2 separate regions of the Homo sapiens genome follow, and region 2 is linked to region 1. Evidence: read pairs that join two places in POLR2A ChIA-PET (ENCODE). Cell type or tissue: MCF 10A. All regions are shown on one strand. Links, peaks and the distances in the headings refer to the core of each region. The heading gives the core; the rest is flanking DNA. Region 1 overlaps GATB (glutamyl-tRNA amidotransferase subunit B). Region 2 has its middle 64 kb from the start of FBXW7-AS1.

Region 1 (5,374 bases), core at 290-5,289:
ATTAACCTGATCTCTGAGAAGACATATACTAATTGATGAACTAGGGCAAAATTTAGTCAGAAAGAACAGAATCTGAATCTTACTCCTCACACTAGCCATGTTATCTTGCACAAATTACCTTACCTCTCTAGGCCTCACTTTCCTTATCTGTTTAGGGAAGAATAGTTATTTGGCAGGATTGTTCTATGAATTAAATAAAATAACTTCACACATAGCAGACACTTAGTAATATTAGTTTCAGAATGAAAATGTTATTAAATGCAAAGTGCCTATCTCAATCGAATCTTTCATATGTTAACTTTTCCAGGAGGCATGGGAATTTGATGTGAAAAGGGCTAAACAGCTCCACAGATCTATTAGTCTGGATTTATAATCCAAAATAAGGCACAACAGATGCTGAAATTATGTATTATGTCAACATAATATTTCCCCCTTAAATGATAACCAACACCTTTTGTGATAATTACTTGTGTTATCTCCAGTGGACTGGAGACCATATTTCTTAATGTCTCAGGGAGCTTACAGGACTTCATTTTCTTTGTTTCATAATGAAGCAAAAATTTCCTGGATAACCTTGTATGCCTTCCCATGGCCAAAAAAAGCTCCCATGTGCACTAAAAGAAACGAGCTTCTAACAGGCTGAAGTTACAAACCAGTTAACTGAGCCAATTTTTACTCCCATCTCATTCTTGCCTGCCACACATCTGTAACTTCCTGTCTTCTAAGCTAGTAGCTACTTTTGAAATTCAATGAGAATTGATGAAGAAGAGATGTATAAAGGATATGGGAATCATGTAAAAACACAAAACCAAACAAACAATCAAAAATATTGTTCTTTTTGAATACAACTTTAGGATATGGCCAAGATCTTTAGTGAAGAAAGATTTCTCCTACTTCAACTCTGAATATTTGTCTTTCTCTTGTTTATAACTTTTTTAAAAAAAGTATATTAATATTTAAAAAGCTAAAACACAAACTCATTCATCTAGATTTGCCCCATACTGAAACTGTCAAGTCTTTTCTGATGTGTCCTAAAATTTACTCAAGAGACTCTACACCTGGAGAGATCTGATGCAATGACAAACTATTTCACATCACTGAAACCTCAAGAGGAATCAGTGATAGTAACAAGAAACATTAATTTCATGACTGAAAAGCTCTAATAATCAGAATGAGATTTACTTTCTTCTTTATATATAAGATTAGTATTAAGTTGAAAGATTTGACTATTGCTAAGAAACAAAACAACTGTCTTGAACCAACCAAACTCTAAGTAAGAAATGCAGCTAAGTATTCACTATTGATATGAATACAGGATCAGGTATGAACGAGGCCTATGAATATCAGAAACAAATTCCTAGAGATACGTGCCATTTTGTCAAAAGTGCACCTGCTATATATTCACCAGCCTCACAAATGTCCTGAGAAGTGAGTCTCTGGAAGAGTCTATCAGGACAGAGACTTTTAGGAAGAAAAAGCTACCTTTAATTTCACACATCCAATAGGAATGCATATAGCATCATCTTAGAGGCTTCTTAGTAAGTCATAAAATCATGGAGGTTCGTAAGAGAAAGAAAGAAAAAACTGCAAACTTTCATAGGGCAAACTCCCTATTTCCTTAATTATGTTTGCTTTAGGAGTAGATAGTAAGATAAAATAGCTGGCCTGGGCATTTCAAAACTGTCAATGTCATGAAGAAAGGAAAGAAGGAAGAGAGAGAAAGAGAGGAAAGGAAAGGAAAAGAAACAAAAAGAAAAAGGACTAAAGAGACATGACAACTAAATGCAATGGGTGCTCTTTGACTGGATCTTTTATTGGGGGAAAAATAAAGGACAATACTGAGACAACTGTGCAAACCTGAATATGAACTATGTTTTAAATAACAGTATTCCATCAACAGTAGCTTTCCTGAGTGTGATAATCATACTGTGATCATAGAAGTGAACATTTTTATTCTTAGGAGATAGCTGCTAAGATATTTAGAGAGGAAGTGCCATGATGTCTGCAACTTACTCTCAAATGGCTCATCCAAAGGAGGAAAAAAAAAATCTAGGTGCAGGATGGATTTCATTGTGCTATTCTTTCAACTTTTCTGTAAGTTTTAATTTTTTCAAAACAAAAAATGTTGAAGAGAGTGGAAGTGTTGGGTAATTCTTCTATCTAGGTGAGATGGTACAAGCCTCCCACACAAAACTCAAGGAATCTATTAACTATGAAGAGAAGAAGGAGAGTCCCTAAAGGAGGCAGGAGCTATTGAAACTGATGCTGGTCGGATCATGGCAGACGGGAGGCAGGACTAGATTGCAGCTCCAGACAGAGCAGCATGCGGAGGCTTGCATTGTGAATTTTACCTCCAGATCAGCTGCAAGAGCAGGCCAGCAATCCTGAGAAAACTGCTCCTACAGGACCCGGGAGACACCCCAAATACTCTGGGAAGTGGAAAGCCTCAGGCAAGTTTTCAAGCCCCACCTGCCCTCTGCCTGGAAACAGACTCGGGGTGTGGTGGGAGTGAGACTGGCCCTTTGGTTTGTGTGGGAGCTGGGTGAGGCCTGTGACTGCCAGCTTTCCCCTTCTTCCCTGACAACCCGCATGACTCAGCAGAGGCAGCCATAAATCCTCCTAGGCACACAACTCCAGTGACCTGGGAATCTCATCCCCATCATCCACAGCAGCCGCAGCAAGACCCGCCCAAGGAGAGTCTGAGCTCAGACATGCCTAGCCCTGCTGCCACCTGATGGTCCTTCCCTACTCAACCTGGTAACAGAAGACGAAGGACATACAATCTTGGGAGTTCTAGGGCCCCGCCCACCACTGGTCCCTCTCCATACTACAGCTAATGCTCTCTGGAAAGCACCACCTCCTGGCAGAAGGCCAACCAGCACAAAAATAAAGCATTAAACCACCAAAGCTAAGGACTCCCACGGAGTCCACTGCACCCTCTGCCACCTTCACCAGAACAGGCGCTGGTATTCACGGCTGAGAGACCAATGGATGGTTCACATCACAGGACTCTGTGCAGACAGCCCCCAGTGCCAGCCTGGAGCCACGAAGACTCACTGGGTGGCTAGACCCAGAAGACAGACAACAGTCACTACAGTTCAGCTCAAAGGAAGCCACATCCACAGGAAAAGGGAGAGAATATTATTACATCAAGGGAACACCCCATGGGACAAAAAGACCTGAATAGCAGCTTTCAGCCCTGGACCTTCCCTCTGACAGAGCCTACCCAAATGAGAAGGAACGAGAAAACCAACGCTGGTAATATGACAAAACAAGGCTTTTCAACACTCCCCCAAAATCACACTAGTTTACCAGCAATGAATCCAAATCAAGAAGAAATCCCTGATTTACCTGAAAAAGAATTCAGGAGGTCAGCTATTAAGCTAATCAGGGAGGGACCAGAGAAAGGCGAAGCCCAATGCAAGGAAATCCAAAATATGATACAAGAAGTGAAGGGAGAAATATTCAAGGAAATAGATAGCTTAAAGAAAAAACCCTCTCCCTCCCCCTCCCCTTCCCCCTCCCCCTCTCCCCACGGTCTCCCTCTCTCTTTCCACGGTCTCCCTCTGATGCCAAGCCGAGGCTGGACTATACTGCTGCCATCTCCGCTCACTGCAACCTCCCTGCCTGATTCTCCTGCCTCAGCCTGCCGAGTGCCTGCCATTGCGGGCGCGCGCCGCCACGCCTGACTGGTTTTCGTATTTTTTTGGTGGAGACGGGGTTTCGCCATGTTGGCCGGGCTGATCTCCAGCTCCTAATCACAAGTGATCTGCCAGCCTCGGCCTCCTGAGATGCCGGGATTGCAGACGGAGTCTCGCTCACTCAGTGCTCAATGTTGCCCAGGCTGGAGTGCAGTGGCGTGATCTCGGCTAGCTACAACCTCCACCTCCCAGCCGCCTGCCTTGGCCTCCCAAAGTGCCGAGATTGCAGCCTCTGCCCGGCTGCCACCCCGTCTGGGAAGTGAGGAGCATCTCTGCCTGGCCACCCATCGTCTGGGATGTGAGGAACGCCTCTGCCCGGCTGCCCAGTCTGGGAAGTGAGGAGTGCCTCTTCCCAGCTGCCATCCCGTCTAGGAAGTGAGGAGCGTCTCTGCCCGGCCGCCCATCGTCTGAGATGTGGGGAGCGCCTCTGCCCCGCTGCCCCGTCTGGGATGTGAGGAGCGTCTCTGCCCGGCTGTGACCCCGTCTGGGAGGTGAGGAGCGTCTCTGCCCGGCCGCCCCGTCTGAGAAGTGAGGAGCCCCTCTGCCCGGCAGCCGCCCCATCTGAGAAGTGAGGAGCCCCTCCGCCCGGCAGCCACCCAGCAGCCGCCCCATCCGGGAGGGAGGTGGGGGTCAGCCCCCGCCGGGCCAGCCGCCCCGTCCGGGAGGGAAGTGGGGGGTCAGCCCCTGCCCGGCCAGCCGCCCCGTCCGGGAGGGAGGTGGGGGGTCAGCCCCCGCCCGGCCAGCCGCCCCGTCCGGGAGGGAGGTGGGGGGGTCAGCCCCCGCCCGGCCAGCCGCCCCGTCCGGGAGGGAGGTGGGGGGAGCCTCCGCCCGGCCACCGCCCCGTCCAGGAGGTGGGGGGCGCCTCTGCCCGGCCACCCCTTCTGGGAAGTGAGGAGCCCCTCTGCCTGGCCACCACCCCATCAGGGAGGTGTACCCAACAGCTCATTGAGAATGGGCCATGATGACGATGGCGGTTTTGTGGAATAGAAAAGGGGGAAAGGTGGGGAAAAGATAGAGAAATCAGATTGTTGCTGTGTCTGTGTAGAAAGAAGTAGACATAGGAGACTCCATTTTGTTCTGTACTGGGAGAGGTTCTTCTGCCTTGGGATGCTGTTGATCTGTGACCCTGCCCCCAACCCTGTGCTCTGGGGCATGTGCTGTGTCCACTCAGGGTTGAATGGATTAAGGGCGGTGCAAGATGTGCTTTGTTAAACAGATGCTTGAAGGCAGCATGCTCATTAAGAGTCATCACCACTCCCTAATCTCAAGTACCCAGGGACACAAACACTGCGGAAGGCTGCAGGGTCCTCTGCCTAGGAAAACCAGAGACCTTTGCTCACTTGTTTATCTGCTGACCTTCCCTCCACTATTGTCCTATGACCCTGCCAAATCCCCCTCTGCGAGAAACACCCAAGAATGATCAATAAAAAAAAAAAAAAAAAGAATTTTTATAATTTTAATGAGAAAAATTAAGAAACAAAGATCTGTGAATACTATCATTATAATTTTGTTCAAAAACATGGAAAAATAAAAAGATGCTAAAATTATATTAAAAACTATGTAGAAATAAAAAGATAAATATTAAAAAAACTAAAAAATTCAGGAAACTTTGGACACACTTTTATAACTGAATGACAATAATGACACAACCTATCAAAACCTCTGGGATACAG
Region 2 (5,374 bases), core at 195-5,194, 540 kb after region 1:
CCACAATGTCCAAGGTAGTCAATATAGAACCCACTGTGAATACTTCTAGATGCTGATGGTTCTCCATGAACAATGGGACTATGGTCCTCTGCAAGCAGCAGTTGGGGGTGTCCATTCAAGCTAAGCACAAAGGGTATCAGAAGTCCCCAGAGCTTGGGGAAAGGAGGATTCAGGAACAAGGTGAGAGGATGGGCTTCTCAGCCCAAGGGCTGGAGCTCACATAGGCTCAATTTCCCACGTGCAGATGGAGGAAAAACCACGCTCCATGGAATTCAGCCCCAGGCTCTTGTTTATTTCTTTTTCAGACCCACTGCAACCTACCTGTGTTGGGCATGCGAAGTAGCAGCAGACAACATGCCAGCTCTGGCTAACCGCTCCTGACCACTCCCCAGGTGTATCTCACCCATTGCTCCCTGCATTGTCCTCCTGAATCCACACTCCTGGTTTCAGTGGCTGCCTTAGGCCCCTTTGCCTCAGAAGCCACTGGACTCCCCTCTTCTCCTTCCTGAGCCATAGATTCCCCACCTGGTTCTTGCTCTGCTGCAACTCCTGACCTCAGTCTCCTGTTGTCATCAACCATTTCAAACTGGAATGCCAAAATGGGAAAGAGTGAATTATTTTCCTGGCCTGACCCAAAATATCAAACCTAGAACTGCAGTCAGTGGGAATATCTATGGTTCCATGTCCAGTGGGAAATTCTCTGGAATTATCTGATGGGCTTTAGAGTAACTAAGGGAGTTAATAACTAAAAGAGTTCTAGCAGGCTTAAATGTTTGAAAGGACAGAGTGGAATATTGCAGCTTACAATGCATGCCCCAACTTCAGGGACAAAGTAAAGTGACATGATGGATGTATTTTTATAGGCAGTTAGGTTGAATTTGATTTAATGAAGTTTGAGGGGAAGGAGCACAATGTCATTGCTTGAGTTTTGGTTCAAGTATGAGATATGTAAATGCTTGATTTGATAATGCTTCCTATGATTTTGTTCTTCTTGACTCGTTGTACTGAAAACCACCGCTAAACCAAAGGAGTGAGACGCACTGAAGGGAGATGGGGAGTCCCCAGTCACAGTGAAGTGGGCTTGATTTACAGATGCTGCTGGGCAAGAAGCCTGGAAGAGCTGCAGATGTCAGCAAGCCCCTCCTGGAGAGATCCCAGAGAACCGAGGCACAGAAACACCCCTACCGGAGAGGTTGCCCCTGCATGTTCTGTAATGAGACGATGATCAGGGAAATAATACGCAGGGGGCTGGGTGCAGTGGCTCATACCTGTAATCCTAGTACTTTGGGAGGCCGAAGTGGGCGGATCACAAGGTCAGGAGTTTGAGACCAGCCTGGCTACATGGTGAAACCCCGACTCTACTTAAAAACATACAAAAATTAGCCGGGCATGGTGGTGTGCACCTGTAATCCCAGCTACACGGGAGGCTGAGGCAGGAGAATTGCTTGAACCTGGGAGGCTGAGGTTGCACTGAGCCGAGATCACGCCACTGCACTCCAGCCTGGCAACAGAGTGAGACTCCATCTCTAAATAAATAAATAATAATAAGCAGGGGCAAGACAATAGTGGAACCAAGACCCTGTCAGAGAAGTGCTGAGGGGCCCTCAGCAGTCCAGGGAGTCTGTGGGTGGAAGCCCTTTCTAAGGACACAGTGTCTCCAGCTTCCCCCTTTAGGGGAAGGGCATGGGAGAGCACAGAGTGGCCTGCACAGAACTCTGCAGGCTCCAGTTGCCTCCTGTCCAGGTCCCAGACTCTGTATGTTTCTTCCCAGCAGCCATGTGAGAGCCAAACTCCAAAACAGCATTCGTGAACTTACCTGGTCCTGTCTACACTGAGCTCTCACTCCTTTCTGGAATGTAAGAACAGAGATTGGTTTGCCCTGGGACTTCCTGCTGGTTTTTTTCTACCACCCTTGAGGGCCTGCCCCTTGGCGACAGCAGGCATGGGCAGGGGTTTCTATGCTACACAGAGCTGTGTGTGAGAGCCTACTTAGAGCTAAAGGGAAAAAAGATGCCCTACCCATAGGAAACTCACAGTTTAGTTTCCCAGAATTTTCTTTTATGGTCTTTTCCTTCCAGAATCATTTTATAATATCTTCCCCAATATTTCTGTAAGGAGTTTAGTTGCCGTGGCATCAAGTCTATACATCAATCTGGGCAGAATGAACAACTTTTCAACACCCAGTTGTCTGATCTAAGGGCAAGGTGCCTGGCCACTACTCCTCAGGTTTTCTTTTCCCTTTTATAAAGTCTGTAATTTTTGGCCCAGCACGGTGGCTCACGCCTGTAATCCCAGCACTTTGGGAGGCTGAGGCGGGCGGATCACGAGGTCAGGAGATCGAGACCATCCTGGCTAAAACAGTGAAACCCCGTCTCTACTAAAAATATAAAAAATCAGCCGGGCGTGGTGGTGGGCGCCTGTAGTCCCAATTACTCCGGAGGCTGACGCAGGAGAATGGCGTGAACCCGGGAGGCGGAGCTTGCAGTGAGCCGAGATCGCGCCACTGCACTCCAGCCTGGGCGACAGAGCAAGACTCCGTCTCAAAAAAAAAAAAAAAAAAAAAAGTCTGTACTTTTTCTTCATATAGGGCACACACATTTCTCTAGAGAGAGGTTTTTCTAGATAATGCTCTGTTAATTATTTAATTCATTCAACAAGGAATTTAGTAGTCATGAGAAATATGCCTTCTGTCTTTGCCTTCAGGTTAATAGGGAAGATACAAACTTAAGCAGTAATTGGTCATTCCAACGAACAAGTTAAGTATGGGCTTCTCTGGAAAACATACCCTGAGGGGCCCTCAGCAGTCCAAGAAGTCTGTGGGTGGAAGCCCTTTCTGAGGACACAGTGTCTCCAGTTTCATCTGAGTAATAGGTAGGAGAACAAAGGCAGTGCCAGGCCTGACACTTTTGCTTGTTTGTCTCTTATATTTTTCCTAACTGAATAATCCAAGTACACAGGGATACTATTGACTTTTGTAATGCTTTATTTTACCTGGATTTTGTATGAAATGACTTTATTAATTCTAATTGCTTTTTAGTTAATTCCTTTGGGTTTTCCAGGTTAAAAAAAATCATAACTATATACAAACATAATCTTTTTGAAGGTGATTTATAATTTTAATTTTTTCTGCCCCTTGGGGCAAGAATTTGAAAAGTTTATTTTTTGCTGAATGATGTGGCATTTCCTTCCATTTATCCTAAGTGCACCTCAGTGAAACCTCATGTGTTACCCATGAGTTCTGGTGTTCCATAATGTGGTAAGCAGGCCCTTGTTCACCCTTATACCTTTCATGGAATAATTCACTCACAAACCAAAAGCAAAGCACATGTTATGAATAAGCTGGAAGTCTCCCCCTTCTTTTTTCATCAGGAGAATCCAAAAGAATATAATCCAAGTGGGTGCCATCCCTCCTGGGTACCATTGAGAGAGCCATTTGATTGTCAATGTGTGACTCTTGTAATGTAACACAATAGGAGATTCAAGGAAAAGCCAAATGCTTCTTAGCACAATAATGTCAGGGGCTAATGTTAGGAAAAGGGCAAGAACAAAGCTTTCCTAATAGGGGCAATACTGTTCCTTCATCCAAGTTAAGACTGTGTCATCTCCAAGACAAGTTAGACCTTGCCTAGGTGAGATGTGTTTACCTCTTAGGTAAACTAGGGAAGAAGCAGCCACTGCAGATAGAATTAGCATTGCACATCCTCCATCATTCTCACTCATGCTGCAACATCCCTGGAGTTACCTTAAATCAGAACTTCTTAATACAGCATATAAAACATTGTCTTTAATTATTTGATCACTCTGAGTTGAAATTTTTATTTTTCTTTACTTCTTTTTTTTTTTTTTTTTTGAGTCAGGCTCTTGCTCTGTCATCCAGGCCGAAGTGCAATGCTGCAATCATGGTTCACTGCAGCCTCCACCTCTCGGGCTCAAGCGATCCTCTTGCCTCAGGCTCCTAAGCAGCTGAAACTACAGGCACATGTCACCACACCCAGCTAGTGTTTGTATTTTTTGTAGAGACGGGGTTTCACCATGTTGTCCAGGCTGATCTCAAACTCCTGGGCTCAACAATCTGCCTGCCTCAGCCACCCAAAGTGGTGGGATTACAGGCATGAACCATACTGCCCGGCCTAGGAGATTTTTCTTATTTGCAGCCCAAAGCACCCTGACAGATAGAGGAGGTAAGGGACTTGCCTGAGGTCACACAGCTAGTAAGCCATAGAGCATAGATAAAATTCAATGTTTGTGGGATGACAAATGTCCAGTTCCATCTATCTCTTGTGGGATGACAAATGTCATCCCACAAACTTTCTATTCTGCTACGATGTACAACAACATGAAGAGTGATTTCACAGATTTCCTTAGATCCTTCCCCACAGAAGCATCTCTCTGTTAGTCAGGCATCTGTCAACATTCTAATACTAAAACAAGATTCCATGAAAATTATTTTTTTAAAAATGCAAAACAAATCTTCTTTTCTCCCCTCACAGTGTTTTTCCTCTCGGAAGCATCACAACTGCTTCTTATTCTGTGCTTAGTGTCAAGATAACAGGATTTAATTACCAAATTTATAAACCACCAGTATGGCATAAATGCATTGGCCTCAAATAAAATGAATGCAGTTATTAAAAAAAGAAAAGAAATGCTGCATCAATACAGTGACAGCGGACACAGAGATGGCAGTTTTATTTACTTTATCTCTTGCAGGAAGCAGTTAAGCCATTTCAAAGAGATTATTGGGTTTTAATGACCCAGGACATTAAAAGACGTCTCTCCCAGCAACATTGACACTGTACCTCAGGTGCAGGAGGTTATAAATCCACGAAATAATGGCCTATTTTGGCAACCCCTCCCCACTTGCTCCCAACAGTGGACCCGATCATGACCTTTCTTCAGTTAGCAAGGGCCACTGGCTGGGGGTGTCACTGGAGAATTCTCTGTGTCCTCTCAATAGGCCTGGGGGAGCTTTCTAGATTGGGACTCAGCAGCAGCTTTTAGGATCCACAATGAAAACCACCGGTGGGGCAGTGCTCTGTCTCCAAATGACAGGAGGAGAAGGAAAAGAAAGAACAGGAAAGAGGAGAAAAGGTAAGAAAAAAAAGCAAGGAAAAGAGACCACCAAGTGCGGTGCTCAAGAATTCTACCAACAAAGCCCAGCAGCCACCATTCCAGGGCCTCGAATGGTCTTACCGAGTCCAAGTTCCAAGGACCAGAGTCTCCTCTGGTTCCCCTGGAGCGGATGGGCATCTAGAGATCAGGTCAGAAGTGGATCCTGAACTTGCCCATCGGATTTCCTAGGGCTCTAAGAGAATCACTGGCAGAGAACACATTGTCTTCACCAAAGCAGCTTCCCTTTGATTTGTTTTATACTTTA

What was found. Peaks named below come from ENCODE experiments on the same cell type or tissue, not always from the same donor. Only the 100,000 strongest peaks of a DNase experiment are listed, where the experiment ranks them.
Region 2: POLR2A ChIA-PET joins it to region 1 with 6 read pairs; 1 of 35 experiments calls an interaction of 5 or more read pairs at or near these places.

Annotation. Positions count from the first base shown.
Region 1 is chr4:151,727,589-151,732,962 of GRCh38, forward strand. All of the region lies in intron 2 of GATB (glutamyl-tRNA amidotransferase subunit B), which reads right to left. Among named protein-coding and RNA genes, the nearest start is that of GATB, 31 kb to the right of the region's middle. In MCF 10A, for the core only: no CTCF peak of the experiment used is centred there; a DNase peak (open chromatin) is centred at 2,633.
Region 2 is chr4:152,270,722-152,276,095 of GRCh38, forward strand. No RefSeq gene overlaps it. Among named protein-coding and RNA genes, the nearest start is that of FBXW7-AS1, 64 kb to the right of the region's middle. In MCF 10A, for the core only: no CTCF peak of the experiment used is centred there; a DNase peak (open chromatin) is centred at 2,830.